Linked DNA regions of Homo sapiens: regions 2, 3, 4, 5 and 6 are each linked to region 1. A link is a contact called in ENCODE Hi-C or POLR2A ChIA-PET data. All regions are on one chromosome and are shown on one strand. The core of a region is the stretch at or near the end of the contact, and the rest is flanking DNA. Distances in the headings are between cores, read along the strand shown.

The links. A loop is a pair of places that touch in the nucleus more often than their neighbours do. ChIA-PET counts read pairs that join two places held with the same protein, here RNA polymerase II (POLR2A). Pooled maps may share reads with other maps.
Region 2: a map of naive thymus-derived CD4-positive, alpha-beta T cell shows a loop between it and region 1 (4-fold over the local background). The contact joins the promoter of CENPM here to the promoter of TOB2 in region 1. A Hi-C loop is called at or near these places in 1 of 168 maps with a recorded cell type or tissue (naive thymus-derived CD4-positive, alpha-beta T cell), 12 of 37 single-sample maps with no recorded cell type and 13 of 50 pooled maps. POLR2A ChIA-PET finds 5 or more read pairs at or near these places in 2 of 52 experiments (PC-9 and naive thymus-derived CD4-positive, alpha-beta T cell).
Region 3: a pooled map shows a loop between it and region 1 (11-fold over the local background). The contact joins the enhancer-like site here to the promoter of TOB2 in region 1. A Hi-C loop is called at or near these places in 10 of 50 pooled maps. POLR2A ChIA-PET finds 5 or more read pairs at or near these places in 5 of 52 experiments (AG04450, B cell, HEK293 and 2 more).
Region 4: a loop to region 1 is called in a pooled map, with 30 times the contacts of the local background. The contact joins the promoter of SREBF2 here to the promoter of TOB2 in region 1. A Hi-C loop is called at or near these places in 2 of 37 single-sample maps with no recorded cell type and 14 of 50 pooled maps. POLR2A ChIA-PET finds 5 or more read pairs at or near these places in 3 of 52 experiments (BJ, CD4-positive, alpha-beta T cell and T-cell).
Region 5: a pooled map shows a loop between it and region 1 (6-fold over the local background). The contact joins the promoter of CCDC134 here to the promoter of TOB2 in region 1. A Hi-C loop is called at or near these places in 6 of 50 pooled maps. POLR2A ChIA-PET finds 5 or more read pairs at or near these places in 5 of 52 experiments (B cell, CD4-positive, alpha-beta memory T cell, GM12878 and 2 more).
Region 6: a loop to region 1 is called in a pooled map, with 5 times the contacts of the local background. The contact joins the enhancer-like site here to the promoter of TOB2 in region 1. A Hi-C loop is called at or near these places in 7 of 50 pooled maps. POLR2A ChIA-PET finds 5 or more read pairs at or near these places in 2 of 52 experiments (GM12878 and activated naive CD4-positive, alpha-beta T cell).

Annotation. Positions count from the first base shown.
Region 1 is chr22:41,445,381-41,448,411 of GRCh38, forward strand. TOB2 (transducer of ERBB2, 2) reads right to left here and starts at 1,421. Exons shown (of 2, transcript NM_016272.4): 1 at 999-1,421. LOC105373043 (a long non-coding RNA gene) reads left to right here and starts at 1,565. Exons shown (of 2, transcript XR_938274.2): 1 at 1,565-2,652; 2 at 2,739-3,031. RefSeq lists enhancers at 1,191-1,886, 1,633-1,882, 1,887-2,582 and a silencer at 2,453-2,552.
Region 2 is chr22:41,945,766-41,948,796 of GRCh38, forward strand. It overlaps CENPM (centromere protein M), which reads right to left and starts at 1,387. Exons shown (of 6, transcript NM_024053.5): 1 at 1,255-1,387; 2 at 652-731; 3 at 148-240. The coding sequence starts at 1,311. It also overlaps a transcript of SMIM45 not described here. RefSeq lists an enhancer at 1,191-1,400.
Region 3 is chr22:41,021,257-41,024,287 of GRCh38, forward strand. No RefSeq gene overlaps it. Among named protein-coding and RNA genes, the nearest start is that of SNORD140, 51 kb to the right of the region's middle. RefSeq lists a silencer at 458-1,687 and an enhancer at 1,117-1,693. Within about 2 kb of position 1,400, at least 39 of the 41 ENCODE cell types and tissues checked have a DNase peak (open chromatin) inside an H3K27ac peak, as active enhancers do; they include B cell, where a contact is called at or near this core.
Region 4 is chr22:41,831,578-41,834,608 of GRCh38, forward strand. It overlaps SREBF2 (sterol regulatory element binding transcription factor 2), which reads left to right and starts at 1,528. Exons shown (of 19, transcript NM_004599.4): 1 at 1,528-1,781. The coding sequence starts at 1,694. CCDC134 (coiled-coil domain containing 134) reads left to right here. Exons shown (of 7, transcript NM_024821.5): 7 at 1-587. SREBF2-AS1 (SREBF2 antisense RNA 1) reads right to left here. Exons shown (of 2, transcript NR_157279.2): 1 at 2,866-3,031; 2 at 1-2,403. RefSeq lists enhancers at 1-55, 882-1,391, 997-1,653 and silencers at 1,432-1,771, 1,832-2,221.
Region 5 is chr22:41,799,241-41,802,271 of GRCh38, forward strand. CCDC134 (coiled-coil domain containing 134) reads left to right here and starts at 1,439. Exons shown (of 7, transcript NM_024821.5): 1 at 1,439-1,526. MEI1 (meiotic double-stranded break formation protein 1) reads left to right here. Exons shown (of 31, transcript NM_152513.4): 31 at 14-214. The coding sequence ends at 59. RefSeq lists enhancers at 260-1,246, 1,022-1,101, 1,172-1,251 and silencers at 722-811, 1,402-1,461.
Region 6 is chr22:41,779,608-41,782,638 of GRCh38, forward strand. It overlaps MEI1 (meiotic double-stranded break formation protein 1), which reads left to right. Exons shown (of 31, transcript NM_152513.4): 23 at 1,677-1,787; 24 at 2,078-2,238. Among named protein-coding and RNA genes, the nearest start is that of CCDC134, 20 kb to the right of the region's middle. RefSeq lists enhancers at 1,709-1,758, 1,769-1,868, 2,019-2,068. Within about 2 kb of position 1,649, at least 12 of the 41 ENCODE cell types and tissues checked have a DNase peak (open chromatin) inside an H3K27ac peak, as active enhancers do; they include GM12878, where a contact is called at or near this core.

The DNA of each region.
Region 1 (3,031 bases), core at 171-2,670:
GGATGGGGGTAGAAGCCCAAGAAAGCAATAGGATTGTTTTTCTGCCGGAAAATCAGAGATGAAGGACCCATTCCCAGGGTACGGTGGGTAAGAAGGAGAAAAAGACCGTTTAGATACGGAGTAGCACCAGAGACTGGCCTCCACCCGTCCCCAAGCTGAAGCTTGCTGTGCGGGGTTCTGGTTTCTCCTGGGGGAGGGAGAGGGCCTGCCGGCTGTGCCTCCTCTCTGCACCCTCCTTCCCCTCCCAGATTTCTGGTGGTCAAGGGCACAGTTCATCCTCCGGACAGGAGGGGAAGGAGTTTGGGGGTAGGGCCCCACCTCGCAGGCACCTTACCAAGATAAGCAGAATCCACTCACTGGCACTGCTCTAAGGGTACTTTTTTCTGCCCAATTTTCCATTAAAACACTTAAGAGTATAAAGAGCTCAGCCGAAACGGTGAACTCTGGCTCAGTGGCCCAAGGACAATCTCCACTGACCTGTCCCGTCGCCAAAGGGGGTGTCCACCCTCCACCCTTCAGGCTCCACAGAGCCAGAAATAGAGTCTATTAACAATTACCACCCCCCTTCCCTGCACACGGGAAAAGAAGCAGAAAAACAAGGCCTGGATCCCCTTCCTTCCTCGGATTTATTTAACGGTGGGGGGAGTTATGTTTCTTTGGAGAACAAGGAAGATCTAGCGAGTAGCTAGGATATAAAGAACCGGGGGAGGCGGGGAAGGGAGGAAATGCACCCCACCCAGGAGAGGGCCACTCTTGGAACTGGGAGAAAAAGGAGCTCTTGGGCACCCCAGGAGCACAGATGGCGTGAGAAGAGGAGCTGGGGAAAGTGGGGTCTGGAGGGAAGCTGGATGGGGAAAGAAAATGCTGGCCAGGCGGGGAGGGAGCGGCAGCAACGTGGAGAGTCCAGCAAAGCGGGAGTGGGGCGGGGTGGAAGAGGTAGTCCGGCCGGCTGGGTCTCGGGGCGGGCCCCCCGCCCGCACGCCCCCCAACTCACTCACTCGGGTCTCCGCGGCGGCGGGGCGCTCTACCGGCCGCGGGGCGGCTTCTCCCTCCAGGGTGGCCTGAGCGCGGGGCGGAGGTCGCTCTCCTTTCCTTCCCGGGCGTCGCCGGGCCAGGGGACCGAAGTCCTTTTCGTCGTTGAGGGTTGGGGGACGAAGCAGGGGGCTATGGACTATGACTCTCAATAATTTCTTTCAGCTCTTAGGAGGTCGGGCTCGGCAGCGGGGGGCCCGAGGGCGGGCGGGCGGACTAGCGGCGACGACGCGGGGATGGCGGATCGGAGGGTGGTTCGTGTCGCGCAACGGCAGACGGTATGGGCTGTCGCCGGCAGACGGTCCTGCCCTCCTGGCCCCGCGTCGCCCGAGCCACGGCTTGCCTCAGCCAACAACCCGCACCTTCCCGCGCCCCGGCCCGAAGTGAGCAAAGTCAATGAAAAGTTTCACCCTTAGCAACCCTGCGCACGGATCCGGCTTCCCCACCCCTGCGTGATGCGTCCCTCCGCCCTGCAGGGGCGGGGCCAGGGCCCGGCCGGGACTACTTCCCAGCCAGCCCCGCGCCTCAGCTCGCTGGTATCTCGCGGAGCAGCTCCTGTGCCCTTCTGTGCTCGCCGGTCGTGCGTCCGGCTCCCCGTCTTCCCCTCCCTGTCACAGCGCCGCGCCGCACTCCTTTCCTTCATTCCCATACCACTCTGAACTTGTGCGCGTCGTGTGAGGTGTTCTCCCAGGGGCGCTCCGTGAGGGCCGGGGACCACCTGGGGCCGGGTTGCTCACGAGCCGGGCACAGTGCACTCTCCCTTTAGTTGTGTTTGGGGGACGAGTATCGCGGGGGAGGGGAGGGAGTCACCATGCCCGCCGGAAACCCCCCGCTGAGTCGTCCGCCCTGCACCTGCCTCGGAGCCCATGGTTCGGACGTTTGCCCGAGCCGTTTCCCGGGGCCTTCCCTCCAGCTCCGAGCGTCTGGCCGTGTCCGCGGCGATAGCATCGCCCCGTTACGGCCTCTGCGGGAGGGGGAACTGAGGGGACGACGCGGGCTCTGGAAACATTTCGGACCCGTTTCGGGCAGGCATGAGTCTTCCGAGCGCCTTGTGATTCCTCGGGGGGCTCAACGTCGAAAGAAAGGCGAGGGAGACTCTGGGGCCTGGGCCACGCTGTGCGGGAGTAAGAGGAGCCGAGGACGAGGCTGACGGCCGTGAAACTAGCCGAGTGCCACAAAGGACCTTCCCCTCACCGCCTCTGGCGCTCCTTTCCTTGCAGCCTGGAGGGCCGGCTCTGGCTCTGCGCAGGCGCGCGGGCGCAGCCCCTCTCCCAACTCTTGTTTGCTCTTTCTGGCCAGCGACCCCAGTGTGGGGCACGCGGGAGAGCCCCACATTTCTTCTAGTCGCAGTCCCGCCGGCGTGGGGTGGCCCCTGACCGTGCAACGGGCGCAAGGCTCGCACCCACTACGGCCCCTCGGGCGGCGGAGCGAGGCTCCGCGAACCCGGGACTGGGCGCGCCAGGCCCGCGCGCTGAGGCCCCCTCCCCCGGCTCTGGCCACGCGGGCTGCTCTGCCTCTGTGAGTGTGCGGGACACAGAGCCAGGGGGAGGGAGGGCCGTGTTCTGCGGTCACAGGCAGACAGGAGTGCCGGAAGATGCAGTCTGGAGCCCCCGGGGGACTGTGAGTGAGGTCTTCTCCCCGGTCCCTCCTTAGATCTCCCATTTCCCAGTTCTCCCCTCCCGCCCACACCTTTTTTGTCATTCCAGACGGTTCCGGCCCAGCAGCAGCCGCCATCCCCACGTTGGGTGGCGAGATCCGAAAGTTTCCAGCTACGAACAGTTTGCTTTTTTTTTTTCCTTGATCGCTTTTTTTGGCAAGGGCGGAGAGCACCAGTAGCGTGGGGGGTTTAAATGCACTTTCCCTGAATGCAACAGAGAAATGCCGGGCTGGAGGGCAAACTCCACCGGGACAGGGAGGCGGGAGATAGCCTGAGCGCCCCCCCATCCCCCACACTCTGAGCGTCGCAACCCCGGGGGCACCTCCAGGGACTACTTGCCTT
Region 2 (3,031 bases), core at 137-2,636, 500 kb after region 1:
ACTGGCTCCTCTCTCCTCACCTTACAGATTGACCTCAGCCAGCCTCTCCCATCCTCACCACTTCCCATCACAAGTTAGGTCACCGTCTCAGCACAGTCCTGAGCCAGGCCTGCCTGAGCCCTGACTGCCCCTTCCTCTGGCTCTCACCTGTATTTGCTGTGAAGATTAACCACAAACACGATCAGGTCAATTCGGGGCCGATTCACACTGGAGGGCAAAGGGAGGGACTTTGCCAAGTGGCTGAAAAACAGGAAATTGCAGGACTCAAGATATCCGTACCCCCCTCATAGCGACCGTTTAAATGCTGCCCTTCATGTGGAAAGAGGCCGTCAAGGGCTCCCCACCTCATCCTAGCCACCCGAGGCTCTTGTGGCCACGACTCCTTGGGCCAGCACAGAGGCAGGACAGGTCCGGTCCTATTCAGATTACTCCTGTCTGATTCCCTCTGCCAGAAACGGGCTCTGTTTAGTCACCACCTCGGCAAGGGGAGGTTGGGATATAAGACGGCATGGGACTAGCCAGCTACGCTGCATGCTGGGAGAAGGACCAGCCTCAGAGGAGGGGGCGCTGGGCTTCGGAGTTTAGCAGCTAGGACCGAATCCCTCTGGAGTGAGAGACACGTGGGCCCAGGCCACAGCCGCGGCTACTTACACCTTCAGCTCGGAGGCGCAGTCCTCTTTGAGCATCGAGTCCGCCAGCTGCTGCAGAAGAGCATCCTCCGTGCCCACCAGCTGCGCAGGGAGAGAGAGCGGACAGTCGAGCCCTAGGCACAGCACCCCCTGGGGAGGGCCTGGCCCTTCGACCCACTCCCGGGGGGATCGGGACACCGCCAGCAGGCGGCTCGGAGGACATTTCCCGAGAAGTGGACCCCGCGAAGCGGCACGGGCTGGGGGCCTGAGGTTTGGACCCGCTGCAGGCCTGTGGGCACCGCACTCTCTACTACCCGACCCTCGCTCCCACCGCCGGCCTCTCCAGGAGGCCAGACCCCCAGACGCGGGAAAACCAATTCCAGGCGCGGGAACTCGCCAATCAGAAGCTGGGAAAGGGTCCGCCGAGCACCTATTGGTGGGTGCGTCCCTCAACCTCAGAGAGCGGCTACTCCAATTGGTTCAGAGCATGGCTCTCCGCCTATTCCCCGCCCCCGCCACGGTAGCGCGCGCTGGCTTGGCGCCTCAGAGAGCTCAGTTGACCTAGTGGCTGAAGCACCGCCCAGGAGGAAAAACCGGCGGGGGAAGCAGGGCCGCCTGCACCTACCAAGATGGTGGCCGTGTTCAGGCCGGGCAGCTTGTCCAGGGGCCTCAACACCGACATCACAGCCGCAGGACCAACCGTTGCTCCTGCGGTGCGCGCCGATCTTTCAAACCGCCCTGAGTCCAGCCCCTAGAGCGCGGCCTGGGGGCACGTGCCTCCTTATAGGCGGGGCTTCGCGGGACGGGACGGGGCCTCTTAAAGGAACCGAACCTTTATCTCCTTTTCTGAGGGGCGTTCCAGCGCTACCCGTGGAACACGTGGTGGACAGGCCTTTGGTTCCACGCTCCACAGTAAGCAGGTTTTTAGTGATTCCTTTGTTCACTTTCATTCATTCATGCTCATACACAGTACTTTTTTTTTTTTTTTTTGAGACAGAGTCTCGCTTTGTGGCCCAGGCTGGAGTGCAATGCGCGCAATCTCGGCTCACTGCAACTTCTGCCTCCCGAGTTTAAGCGATTCTCCTGCCTCAGCCTCCCAAGGAGCTGGGACTACGGGCGCGCGTCACCACGCCCGACTTATTTTTTTATTTTTAGTAGAGACGGGGTTTCTCCAAGTTGCCCAGGCCGGTCTCAAACTCCTGGCCTCAAGTGATCCCGCCTCGGCCTCCCAAAGTGAGTGCTGAGATTACAGACGTGAGCCACCGTGCCTGGCCCTTTTTTTTTTTTTTTTTTTGGAGCGTCACTTTGTTGCCCAGGCTGGACTATAGTGACACGATCATAGCTCACTACAGCTTCAAACTCCTGGGCTCAAGTCATCTTCCTGGCTTAGCCTCCTGAGTAGCTGGAACTACAGGCAAGTGCCACCATGGGGATCTGGCCATGTTGCCCAGGTGGGTCGTAAACTCCTGGCCTCAAGCAGCCCTCCTGCTTCAGCCTCCTGAGTAGCTGGGACTACCGCTGCACACCAGCAGGCCCTGCCAATTGACTGCTTTTACAGTGAGTGGTAAGCATGCTGTTCTTTGTCCAATGGGAGACTTTACCTCATCTTTCAAGGTTCCTTGCTGCAAACACAGCCTGAGTACAGAGCTGTCAGGGTCTTGCTTTCTTGACATACCCAGCAAGAACATGCAGGGACGCTCAGGGCCCATAGCAAACTGGTTCTGCCAACAGTTATATAATAACTTGTTCACTGTCTCTACATCTAAAATGTAAGAAACAAGAGGTTAGAGACTTTGTCACTTTGTATGTCCAGCACTCTAAAAGTCCCTGGTACATCGTAGTTAATAAATATTTGTTGAGTGAATGGATGGATTACATTCATCCATTCATTCTCAGCAGTCATTCATTCATCATTTCCTATGCCCAGACCCAATGCCCTACCCTAGGAAGTCAGTTGAATCAGACATTATTGATTAACTTAGTTTGATGGGGGTGGGATAGACAATGATAACAGTGTGTTCATTGTTGTAATAACTGGGAGAGCAGAGACACTGTCTAGCCTAAATCCTTCTTACTGCAGACTAAACTAACTGTGTCTTGCTCAGAAAGATCAGGACGTAAATGGCCCCATAGAGCCACTGCCCTCAGCACAGATACGGCTTTCATTCCTCATGGCATGGGGTGTGGAGAGGACTTCCTGAAAGTCAAGCAGTAGTAGGCACTATGACAAGAAAATAAAGTAAGCTGAACGCCGTGGCTCATGCCTATAACCCAGCACTTTGGGAGACCGAGGCGGGTGAATCACTTGAGGCCGGGAGTTTGAGGCCAGCCTAGGCAATATAGTGAGACCTCATCTCTACAAAAAAATTTTTAAATTAGCTGAGCAGGGTGGGCATGGTGGT
Region 3 (3,031 bases), core at 150-2,649, 420 kb before region 1:
TCTTCATCTCGGCAGCATCCGCCGGCAAAGGGCTGGCGCCGAAGCCTCAGAATATTCGATGGAAGAAGAATGAAAGGAGAGTGACTGGGTCTGTCCCACATTGTGCATTACAGCACATTTTCTAGGTTTGTGTGTGCATTTCCCTCAGGGGCAAGGGGGCCCAGAGACGGGGCTCTTCATTTGATGAGCTCAATGAGTGCCAGGCACTTACGTGTCATTTAAAATTGCCGTTTCCATTATACCGGGAAACTGAGGCTCAGAGAGGTGACTTGATGAGGTCGCACAGATGGTGGGTGGACGCGCTGCCTCAAGCAGTGTCCTGTATACTCTGTCCCTGTGCCTTCGAACCCCTACCCAGTATAAAGGGATTGCGGTGGGGAGAGGCTCCTCAGTCTGTGATAGAAGCAATGAAGGACTCAACCGTCCTGCCCCGCCCCGCCCGGCCTCCTGCTTCTCCCGGTTTCCCTGCCGCAGGCCCCGCTCAACCCCCGCTCTGCCTGCGTCCCGGCCCTCCTTTGCCGCGCCCAGCTCCGAAATGCTGCGGCGGGGGCTCGGCGGGGGCTGGGCGGGGGCCGCAGGGCCACAAGCTCCCCCGCCCCCAGCACCCACTTATGTCCCCTCTGCTCTCCAAACGGGTCCCAGGGCCACACCTGTCTCCTGATCACGACCTGGCCGGAGCCGGGACATGGGCGCCATTTCCGCAGCCCAGCTCGGGTCGCGTCGGTTTTGAAATCAGATAGTCTTTTCTCCCGACTCCAAGGGCGTCTGCCCCGCCCAGGGCTGGGCCGGAGGGGGAGGGGGCGGACACCCCGGGGGCGCGCGCCGCTGGGGGAAGGAGGGGCCCCGAACTTGGAAAAAAGGGAACTCGCACGGAAAAATCAAATCCAAGTGGTCTGCGTTCACCCCTGCTTGGGAGACACAAAGGAAGGGCGCGCGGGGCGGCGGAGGCGCGGGGCTCCGGAGCTGGCTACGCCCGCGGCTCCCGCGCCCGGGCCGCTTCCGCAGAGGACGACAATCCGGGCCGCCTGGGCTGGCTTCGGCCACACCCAGAGGCCGCACCTGGGCCGGCGCCCTCTCTCGGCGCAGCCTCGCGCGCCCGGTCCCCGCCGCGCTCGCGTCCCGGGGGGCGAGTGGGTCCAGATCCCACGAACCCCAGCCGGGACCCGCCCTCCCAAGCTCCGGGGCCAAGGTGGGCCACCTCTCTCTCGGGCTCTTCTCTTTCTGATCTTTTTTATGGCCTAAACTCGAGATCTCCCCACCCTAGTGCCCCCACCCTGCCACCCAACCCAAGGACTGAGTCTGGAGGTCGACCCTGAACCTTCCCTGATCCTCTACGACGTTCCGCGGCCGCAGTCCTCCCGGGCCCCAGGGCTGCAGGTCACGTGCCCGCGGTGGGGGCAGGGAGGGACGCGCAGCGGAGTCTCCGGGCTGCACGTGCAAGGCCTCGGGGAGGGTGGAGCTCTGGCTTCCCGAGCTGCGCTCGCTCCCGGCTTCCGCCGAGGTGCCCGGGGCGCCGGCCTGGAGCAGGCGGGGGTCTGGGTGCCTGGGCTGCGGTCGGGAGCGCCTCCGAAGAAGCACTCGGTGCCTGCCCCGCTGGGAGCGCAAGCATTGTTACCTATCAGCGCCGCACTTAACAGTTGTTAATAGCAGTAAGCCCTCACTAAATTGTCACTGCTGGCAGACCGCAGTAACTCGGTCTGACCTCAAGCACCCGATAAAAGAGTTCTTGTCCGTAAAGTCAGTTACGTAGGAGTTGGTAATCTCGGGTTTTCATTATGGAGAATTTTGAACATAAACAAAAGTCAGGATGGTAAAGTGAGCTCCTGGCGAGCATCCCCCCACACAGAACGAGCAACTCCTGATCCTGTTTTTTTTTTCTTTCCCCAGCCCCTACCCACTGTTCCTCCCTATTATTGTGAAACAAATCCCTGACATCGTGTCATATTTCAGCATATGCCCCCTGAAACAATGGATGAAAGGCCCATTGTTTGTTTAGAAAACTTTTAAAAGTCGGGTAGATAAAAATGTTAGAGTGGAGATAAAAATGTTCCTAGGTGATGATAAAGAGAATTAAAAAGCGGTTAAAGGAGTGAAAAGACTTAAGTGATATCTGTAAGCCGTGCCCATGCTTTCTGGGACATCAGGTGGCCCACGTAAGACCTTGAGCTGGGTGGAGGCAGTGGCGCTGATGAGAAGAGGCTGATTCAGGGAACTAATTGGAGGTGGAAGTGACCAGATTGGCTGATGGATTGTAGTGGGGACTTGAGGAAAAGAGAGCTTCAAGGATGAGACGCTGGCTTGGTTGAAGGGGTTCTTAACTGTAATGGGCAAGGAGCAGATATGAGAGAATGGAGAGATCAAAATAGGGTTTGGCCATGTTACATCTGAGCTGCCTTTTATTTTATTTTTGATACAGGGTCTCTATCAGTCTTCCAGACTTATTGCAGCCTCCACCTTCAGGGCTCAAGTGATCCTCCCATCTCAGCCTCTTGAGTAGCTGGAACTACAGGCATGTGCCACCATGCCTGGCTAATTTGTTTTTTAGTAGAGACAGGGTTTCACCATCTTGGCCAGGCTGGTCTTGAACTTCTGACATTGTGATCTACCCGCCTCGGCCTCCCAAAGTGCCGGGATTACAGGCGTGAGCCACTGCACCCAGCTTAATTTTTGTATTTTTAATAGAGATGGGGTTTCACCATGTTGGCCACGCTGGTCTTGAACTCCTGACCTCGTGATCCATCCGCCTCCGCCTCCCAAAGTGCTGGGATTACAGGCGTGAGCCACCGTGCCCGGCCTATTTATTTATTTTTTGAGACGGAGTCTTGCTCTGTCACCCAGGCTTGAGTGCAGTGGCACGATCTCGGCCCACTGCAACCTCAGCCTCCCAAGTAGCTGGGATTACAGGGTCGTGCCACCACACCCGGCTGATTTTTGTGTTTTTAGTAGAGATGGGGTTTCACCATGTTGGCCAGGCTGGTCTTGAACTCCCGACCTCAGATGATCCACCCGCCTCAGCCTCCCAAAGTGCTGG
Region 4 (3,031 bases), core at 278-2,777, 390 kb after region 1:
TCCTGCCTCGAGGCCTTTGTCCATGTCATCATTTCCCCTTTGGCTGTAACAGCTGCAGTTCTCTCATAATTTTAGGTTTCATCTTAAATGTCACTTCTTCAGAGGCTTCTTGACAGCACAAGTCAGGGCCCTTGTTAGTTTCATCACATCCATTACCTTTCCTTGATCACTTGTACCATCATCTGTAATTTATTTTTATGTTTAATACGGGTGTGGGATTTCTGATTTTTTTTTTTGCTAGACTGGAAGCTCTCAGAGGGCAGGAACCATTTGTTTCCCTGCCACAGAGATGTTCAATAAATATTGTCAATTGAATGTGCAAATAATCTCACTTAACCACAGCTATGAGGGATGCTATTTTATCCCCATTTTAGAGATGACTAAACTGAGGCTTAGAACAATTAACCCAAGGTCACAGTGAATTAGTGGATCCATGTGTCTGCCTCCACACAGCCTGTGTGTTCTTAATTATTGATCACTAAGCAACAGCTGCCTCTCACAAACTGGCAGGAAACTTCAACTTTTCCCTTTTATCAATATATTGTGAACGCCTTTTCTTGCTAATAAATATACATTTGTGTGCGTAATTTTTAATGATCCCATGGTATTCCATCGTGTGGATGTAATTTACATATTCATTTCCTTATTCTCACTTCTTCCTAGTTACAGCACTTCTTTAAGCACTTGTAATTTTTATTCCTTTGGATAAATTCCTAGAAGTTTACAACACGACCAGCTGCAAGATGGGGCAGTGAGGTGCTTGAAGGAGTGGGTGGGCTGCACTTCAGAATCCCGGTGGAACTTTTTCAAAAAACTCGTGCCCGGGGCCCCCCTCTCAGGAGGCCGTCGGTGGGCCTGGGCACTGGCGTGGTTTTCAGGTCCTCAGTGGTTCCGAGGTGCCAGAGATTGAGGACCACTGGAGTAAGCGCGAGGTCACGGCGGGTGCAAAGCAGAAGACGTAAAATCCTGACCGCCCTGGGACAATCTGCAACCTTGTCAAGCCTCCGTGCCCGCCTTTGTAAGGAGGCTGGGAGAAGCGGGACTTGGATGACCCGGACTCCCGTCCCGAGCGCTGGGGTCCAGGTTTGACTCCGCTGGCTTTCTCAGGCGGGCAGGGCGGGGGTAGGCAGCTGGGAAGATGACGTAATGTGCTCCCAGCCAGGCCTGGAGGCGGCCAGCGGTCGCAGGTGGAGGGTGGCCTGTTAACCCTTCACTCCCAGGCCAGTGGACGGACTTGCGTGTGGCGCAGATCCAACGGAGAAGGCAGCGGCTCCTTTAAACAAGGCGGAGAAGGTTAAGATGATGACCGGACGGCTACTCCAGGCATTCGCTCCGAGGCCGCGGGGGGAGGGACCTCACTATGCAAATCTGAGCTGCTGATCGATGACGCGCCATCACCCCACGCACCGCTTCGCTCGCCCATTGGCTGAGATGAGCCTGGTCCCATTGACAACAAACAGGGGGGCGCGCGGCCTGGAGGCGGGGCCGCAGGGGGCGCGGGCTGGGGCGGGGGAATCCCGCCCCGCCCTTTCTGTGCGGCGCCCGGGCGCAACGCAAACATGGCGGCGGGTGGCACCCGTCGGTGAGGCGGTGCCGGGCGGGGGTTGTCGGGTGTCATGGGCGGTGGCGACGGCACCGCCCCCGCGTCTCCCTGAGCGGGACGGCAGGGGGGGCTTCTGCGCTGAGCCGGGCGATGGACGACAGCGGCGAGCTGGGTGGTCTGGAGACCATGGAGACCCTCACGGAGCTGGGCGACGAGCTGACCCTGGGAGACATCGACGGTGAGTGGTGGGTGGGTGGGAGTGCGGGGGCCGCGCGGGGAGGAAGGGGTTACGGCGGCGCGCCCGGGTGCGCGTGCGCCCACCCCCCGACAGCCCCGGTTCGCGCGGGAAGAACCCCGTGCGCACGGTGCCCCCGGCGGTCCTCAACCCTTCCGGCGCTGCGAGCGTGAGCCCGACCCAGCTGCGCCGCTCCGGGAGGCCGTGGGATCTGGGGCGCCGCGGGGCCGAAAGCGGCGCGAGGGTCGCGGGTTCCAGAGCGCGGGGCTAGGGACGTCGCGGGGGCGTCTCAGGGAGCGGCCTAAGGAGAGCGCGTGGCCGCCGCCTCCCTCGCGCGCCCACACGCGGTTTCCGTGGTCCGCTCTCCCGCCGCCCGCGACCGCGCGTCGCACCTGTCACTCCCTTCCTGGCCGCGGGGACGTCTTTGGGATTCCCGGGGCCCAGCCCCCAGTCTCCGCGCCCCGAATCCCTGGGCTTCTCAGGATTGACCGACGGCCAGGTCGCCGGGTGCTCCGCGAAACTTTGGGCAGCGACTGCAGAAGCAAGTTGCTGATGAAGAGAGCAGTGGCGGCGGAGTGTGGACACATCTCTCCGGGATGGAGACCCGGGCGCTCCTGCTGTCACGCTGCAAGGGGAATTGAGCAGAAGAAATTTTGAGTTGTGGCCCCTCGGGTACGGGCTGGGGAGCGGGTGGCCTTTGTTCCAGCGCCTTAACAGCGGAGTGGAAGAGCTGGTAGGAGCCCAGGGATCCACTCTTAAAATACTAATTTTGCGACCACGGGAACAACGATTTGGAGAGGGTCAGCGGCTTGCTCAAGGTCACCCAGCTGGTTAGAGCCTAGTTCTTGCAGTTCCTTGGCCAGTATTGGTTTTTTTATACCCCTCCTTTCAAGAAAGAGTCCAGTTGACTAGGCTAGTAATCTTATTAACTGGATAGTTGCACTCTTATGTTTAGGCCCCAAAATGCTTTGTATTATTTCACTTCTTCCTCACAACAATCCTGTGAGATACTCTTATTACCTCTATTTTAATACGGTAATTAAAGAAGCCGAGGCCAGGAGATGTTGACTTATCTAAGGCCACTCACCTTAGAGAGCTTAGGCAGAAACACAGGTGCATTGTACTTTTCAGTTTTCAGAATGCTTTCATGTCCAGGATCTCACTACAGCCTTGCAGGCATGTATGATGGCTACATCCCCGTTGTGCAGATGAAGAAGCAGAAGCAGCAGAAGATTCTCTTTTGGGGGAAGAGA
Region 5 (3,031 bases), core at 189-2,688, 350 kb after region 1:
GTTTTGCTGCCAGCTGCCTGGGAGGGGTGGCTGTATCCCTGTCCCACATCAGAAACTGATCCTCAGGACTTGAAGGCCCAGAAGTGGAGAGAGAATGAGACCTGGAGACAAAGGGCATAATTGTTGGGGAAATGGATGACAGCTGAAGCTATTCATATGGAGCCATATACTCTATTGTTGAAATAGAATAAGGAAATAAAATGATACACTCACATACCTGCGCGAGCTCTCCAAAAACACTGTACTACCTTGTCTACCAGGAGCTGGTTTCTCAGCCAGTTGGATAAGGGATTGTTTCAGCAAGGAGACTGATGGCCTCCTCAGGGAAGGAGGGACGGGACAGGATTTGTTCTTGTAACAGCATTCAAGGAGTCAGCTGGGTGCCTCAGCTGTACTCAGAGAACACCAGTCAGGCCATCCTGGGGCTGGCAGGGCAGAGAAAGGCCTAGGGGTTGGGGCTGCTGCGATTCAACAGCTCCCAGAGGCACTTGACCTGCTCCCTCGCCTCACGTGGAGGTGGATAGAGGTAAACTTTCCAGGCAAGGAGGGTCAAATTCTCAGCTTTCCTATCAGAACGAAACTGTCCCAGCCTCAGCCCTTGTCTGGCTAAAGTAGGTCACCTCTGTCCCTTCCCGTACAGCCGTCATCAGAACTGGTGTTTATGCACCCTCGTGGGTAGATCCTGGGAATGCATGTCCAGCTTGGTCCCCGGCATGAGGTCTGCGCTCGACAGTGCCTGCCCTGCGCCTGTTCTGGGGAGCTCAGCCCAGACCGGGCCTCCAGCTCCCTTCCCGCCCGGCAGGGGCCCCGGGCCCGGAGATGGCCACGCCACGCTGCCTTCTCGGGTCTGACTGTCCTGATCCTGCGCAAAAGTGGGGCTGCACTCGGCCTAACGAACGGACGAGGAAGCCCCCGCCGCACTTGGCTTATTAGTTGGTGGACCGGAGGGGCAAGGAGGGGATGCCCGAATCCTGCACTGAGTCTCTGAGGTCCTTAAAGAAGAACAAAAGTGCTAGTCACCGCCCACTAAACTCACGTTGCGATCTAAAGTTTAAAAACTCGGCCACAGACGACGACACAGTTTCAGGGAGGGCGCGCAGAAGGTCGCCCGGCCGACAGGAGCTGGGACCCCAGTTTGCTGATTCACGCCTTAAATTGGGCACAGACCCCACCCACAGATTTAACTTCCTCCAACACAAGCTAAATCCAGGGCCACGTACCCAGGGCCCGCAGGAGGGACAGGACGAGGATGGTGCCCACAGCGCGCTGGAGGCACGCCAGAGCCTGGAGGGGCAGGCAGGGGCGGTGGAGCGGGGCCGGAAGTGAGGCTAGCGGAGCCCCGCAGTGGCGGCTCGCGCTCATTGGCCGGGAGCAGCGCGGTGGGCGGGACGGAGCTCGGCGGTCTGCGCTCGGTTGCTAGCCGTTTGCTCCCGCTTTCAGTTGCTTTGCTGTTAGCCTGTTGGACCTTCGAGCCTAGCTGCTCGCACAGGACTCGGCCACCTGCCCTTCCTGCACCGACTGGCCAGGTAGGTGGCTGTAGGGGCCGCGGGCTGCAGGTTCCCGGGAAGGATAATGAGAGAACCGAGGGCCTCGAACCGGCTGCAGGTGGTGGGGAGGGAGTTTCGTGGACCTGGACGCCTCTGTTCCTTGAGAAGGCTCGCTCCCTCCTCCGGGAGCTCCGAAGGCTCGGGGTCAACCACCTGGGCCCCCGACCCCGGTAGCTGGCTCAAGGCCCGCCACTACCTGGTACCTCTGCAGGAGTTCAGAGCCTCATGCTGAGCCAGGAGGAGCTCCGGGTGACGCATACGGCAGGATCGGGATTGAGAGGCTGAAAAAGTGAGTTTAACAGTAGAGAAAGCAGGACCTGTCCCGCAGGCTGCTGTTCTGGCTTTTCTTTCCCACTACCTGCTTCAGTCATTGCCAGCTGTCTGGTATTCTCCTTGGCCCCTAAAGTTTTGCCCTAGCCTGGTTCTGGTTCCCTTGAGTTTGGAGCAGGAGGTGGAATGTGGAGGGTCCTGGGTGAACTTGGACTATTCCTTCTCTAGGTTTCACTTATCTCGTCTGCTTGGGGGTAGGGGGTTCTCCGGATGATCTCTGCAGCCCCTCACTGTCTGTAACTGAGCATCTCTCCCCTGGGGCAGGTGTCCTGGTAGTTCAGTAGCCAGCTCTGATCTCAGGTAGCCTGTGCTCATTTACAAAGAGTCAGAAGACAGAGCACTGGACTTAGAGCCAAACAGACACTTGGTTCAGCCTGGGAATAGCTGTGTGACTTTGGGCAGTCACCTCATTTTTCTGTGCCTTGATTTCACATTGGTAACATTGGGGAGTTGTAATCTGAGTGTGAGACCTCTCCTGACCACTTTATGTAATCTTGTACCTGACCGACACCCTCTCATCCCTCTGTGCTTATTTTACAAGTTTATTGATCAACTCTTATCCCTACTAGAGACAAGTACCATGAGTGCAGAGATTTTTGCTTATTTATTGCTGTATTCCCGCCTCTAGAACAGTGCCTAGAGTGTGGTAGGTACTGTCAACCTAAATAGCAGAGTGAGAGACTCTAAAAAAATGATGTTTACTTGGGAATAGACATTGTAGTGACAATATGTGTGCCATAGTAACCTGTGTACGTATTTGGGGAGGTAAAGGAAGACAAAGGTTTTGAAAAGGAAAAATGAGGATTACATGATTATTTTGAGATAGTTATCCTTGGCTACAAGGATGAATAGCAAGAGTGGTGCTAGTCTGAGGTTGGACAGGCAGTTGCAGGGCAGATGTCCTCACAGAAAGATTTTTCTGTGTAAGTTTGCAGTGGCCTTTGTGCAGGGTTGTGGTTTTTGCATTTTTTGTGATCTTGTTATCAGTCATTTGTGCATAAGAACCCTCTTTTCACAACCTTCCTCGGTTTTATTTGTCAGAGTTGTTGTTCTTGTTTTTTCCCATTGGAGAATCATGCTTTAAATTTGTCAGAGTTTTTAACACAAACGACTCTGTTTTGATTCTAACAACTTTCATATTTCCCCCTTTTGGT
Region 6 (3,031 bases), core at 399-2,898, 330 kb after region 1:
ACGGAATACTTATCTAGTTGTTAAGATAAGGAATACTTATCTAGTTAGATAGAGAATGTCACACAGTGCTTGACACACAGTAGACCTTCAACAGATCCTATTCATGCAGATTCCTTTTTTCCTGGCACAAGGTCAGCTCTCCAGCTCATCCTACAATTGACTCAGATCTGATGATCCAGTTCACAGTTCTCCAGGCTTTTTTCTTACCCACACCCCAAACCTCCTCGGTTTCTCAACTCATGATGCTGCCATCACTTCACAGGCAGCACCTGCAGGAAGATTTGCTGAGGGAAGGTTGAAATGAATAGGAAAAATGACATGTCTTCAGTGTTTGTGGACCCCCCAGCTCCTGTAGCCACAGGTGAAGATGGGGCATCTTCCCTGCCTGGAGCCCAGTCCACCTCATGAGAACATCAGTGTCAGATTCAAAAAAAGGCCACTGGGGACGCATTGCAGATGGCCTCAGCCTGGTGCCAGTCATCACCAGCCTGTCTGTGAGATCAAGGCTGACACTAAGCTAGGAGGGGGATCTGTGTGTGACAAACTCAGCCTTCAGAAGAGCCTCTGACAGGGAGTAACAGGCTGAAACCCACACATGAAATGTAATAGGACATTTACATATAATCCTTGAGCACTTCTATATGACAGCAGAGAGTAGAGGACTGTGGTTCGGGGTGGAGGTACTGGTGTGGGAGGGAGCTGAGACCTGCTTGTCTGGGTGAGCACCGAAGTCAGGGTGTGATGTGGCTGCCAAAAAGTGAATGGAGCTGTAGGTAGGTTTCATATTAGGATGGGGATAGGGAGATGGGAAGTGGGAGTTCCCAAGAGTAAAGGGATATGTTCTATAGATATCTACAGTGTAATGTTGCACTGATGAGGCCTGGGAGAATGCAGAAGCACATCTAATCTTGCCTTGAGAGGTTAAGGAAGGCTTCAAGGGGGAGATGAACTTTGAGCTGAATTTTTTTCTTTTCTTTTTTTTTTTTTTTTTGAGACAGGGTCTCACTCTGTCACCCAGGTTGAAGTATAATAGCATGATAACTGCTCACTGCAGCCTCTACCTCTCGGGCTCAGGCGATCCTTCCACCTCAGCCTCTCGAGTAGCTGGGACTACCAGTGTGTGCCACCATGCCCAGCTAATTTTTTGTATTTTTTTGTGGAGAGACGGGGTCTCACCACATTGCCCAGGTTGGTCTTGAACTCCTGGGCTCAAGCAATCTGCCTGCCTCTGCCTCCCAAAGTGTTGGGATTACAGGCGTAAGCCACTGCGGAGGCCTGAGCTGAATCTTGATTGCTGACGGGGACAAGAGGAGTTAGCTAAATGAAGTGATGTGAGAGAGGGGATGTGGCAAGTGCAGGGAACTGCACTTCATTCGACTGTTAAAGTTCCCTTGGGAAGGTGGTGACGATGTTCACAGGATGGATCCCTTTGAAATCCTAAAGTCTTTCTGTGATGTGCAGCTGTAGGCTGCTTGCCTGATGTTTGTCTAGATGGAGGGTGTGAATGTGCCTTAAGGTTTGTCACTGTGTTTCTTTCCATTGGTTGTAATATCAGGGATACTTAGTTTGTGCTTGCTCCCCAAGACTGACATCTGAAATAGCCAGTCGCAGGCTACCACCTATGACAAGTGTGAGTGTTTTGCGACAGGCCGACTGGGGACTTTCATCTCTTGCAGTAAGCAAGCTGTGTGGGAAGTGCAGCCCCACTGACGTGGACATCCTGCAGCCCTCCTTCAACTTCCTGTATTGGAGCCTTCATCAGACCACACCCAGCAGTCAGAAAAGAGGTGCAGGGGCCCGGGCTGGGACAGTGAAGAGTGCTGGGCAGTCTGTGGTCCTCTGTATCTCAACTTTTTCATCTTAAAAAAACAAATAGGGTTGTGTGTGTGGCTGGTGGTCATAAGGTCCTTTCTGGCTCTAATAACCTGAGCTTCTGTTATGAAGCTGGGACCCTTAGAGCCTCAGGATGATCCTCTGTTTGTTTGTGAAGCCCCAATCAGGTGCTAAGCACCATAGTGGCACTTAGCTGAAGCTCCTCTGTAACTCCTGTGGGCCCTGCCTTGCCCACCCCCGACAGCTGCTGCAGTGCTCCTGAGCAGCACAGGCCTGATGGAGCTTCTGGAGAAGATGCTGGCCCTCACCTTGGCAAAGGCAGATTCTCCCAGGACTGCACTCCTCTGCTCTGCCTGGCTGCTCACTGCCTCCTTCTCTGCCCAGCAGCACAAGGGCAGTTTGCAGGTTAGTCTTTAACTCCTGTGGCTTTGAGGCATGGGGTGGCACTCAAAGGAGTGTTGAAGATCCTGAGTTCTGGTCCCAGCTCTGGGGGCTTATTAGCTGTGTGACCTTGGCAAGGTATTTACCCTTTCTGAGCTCAGTTTCCTTTCCTACAAAATGGGGAAAACATCTCAGGATTGTTGTGAGGTTGTTTCATATTAATCCACTTAACACATAAGGTTTACCTACACTCCAGGCTCTATTCTTGGCACAGAGGAATAAAAAATGAATATAGCATGTGTCCTACCCTTAGGGAACTTGTAGTCTTTAAGGATAAGATTGTACTCAGCAAAGATAGTGGGAGAAGGCATTCCAAGTAGAGAGAACAATATGAGCAAAGGCATGAAGCTGCACAAATTCAGGACATGCTCTGTATATTTGGGGAGTGGTGAGGTGCTCTGTGTGATGAGAAGGTGGGGAATGAATGGAGCAGAAAAGACCAGACGGGGAGGCAGAAGCCAGCCTGCGACCTTAAAGTGCAGCATGGCAAGCCGTGGAATGCCACACATGGTTAACTGTCATTATTACTGTTCGAGAAGGTGATGCAGGGAAGAGGAGAGCAGTGGACTTATCCACAGAGCACCTCCTTCCCCTCAGCCCCTCCCTCTTGTAGGGCCTTGTCATCACAGTGCCCTGCGTGAGCTCCTCTGTGGGCTACTTCTCATGGAAACCATCTGCTAGCCTCTGTGGTATCCTCACACTGCGCCCAATACTGTGCCAATCTAGTGATGGGCACACAGAAGTGACATGAGTTTTA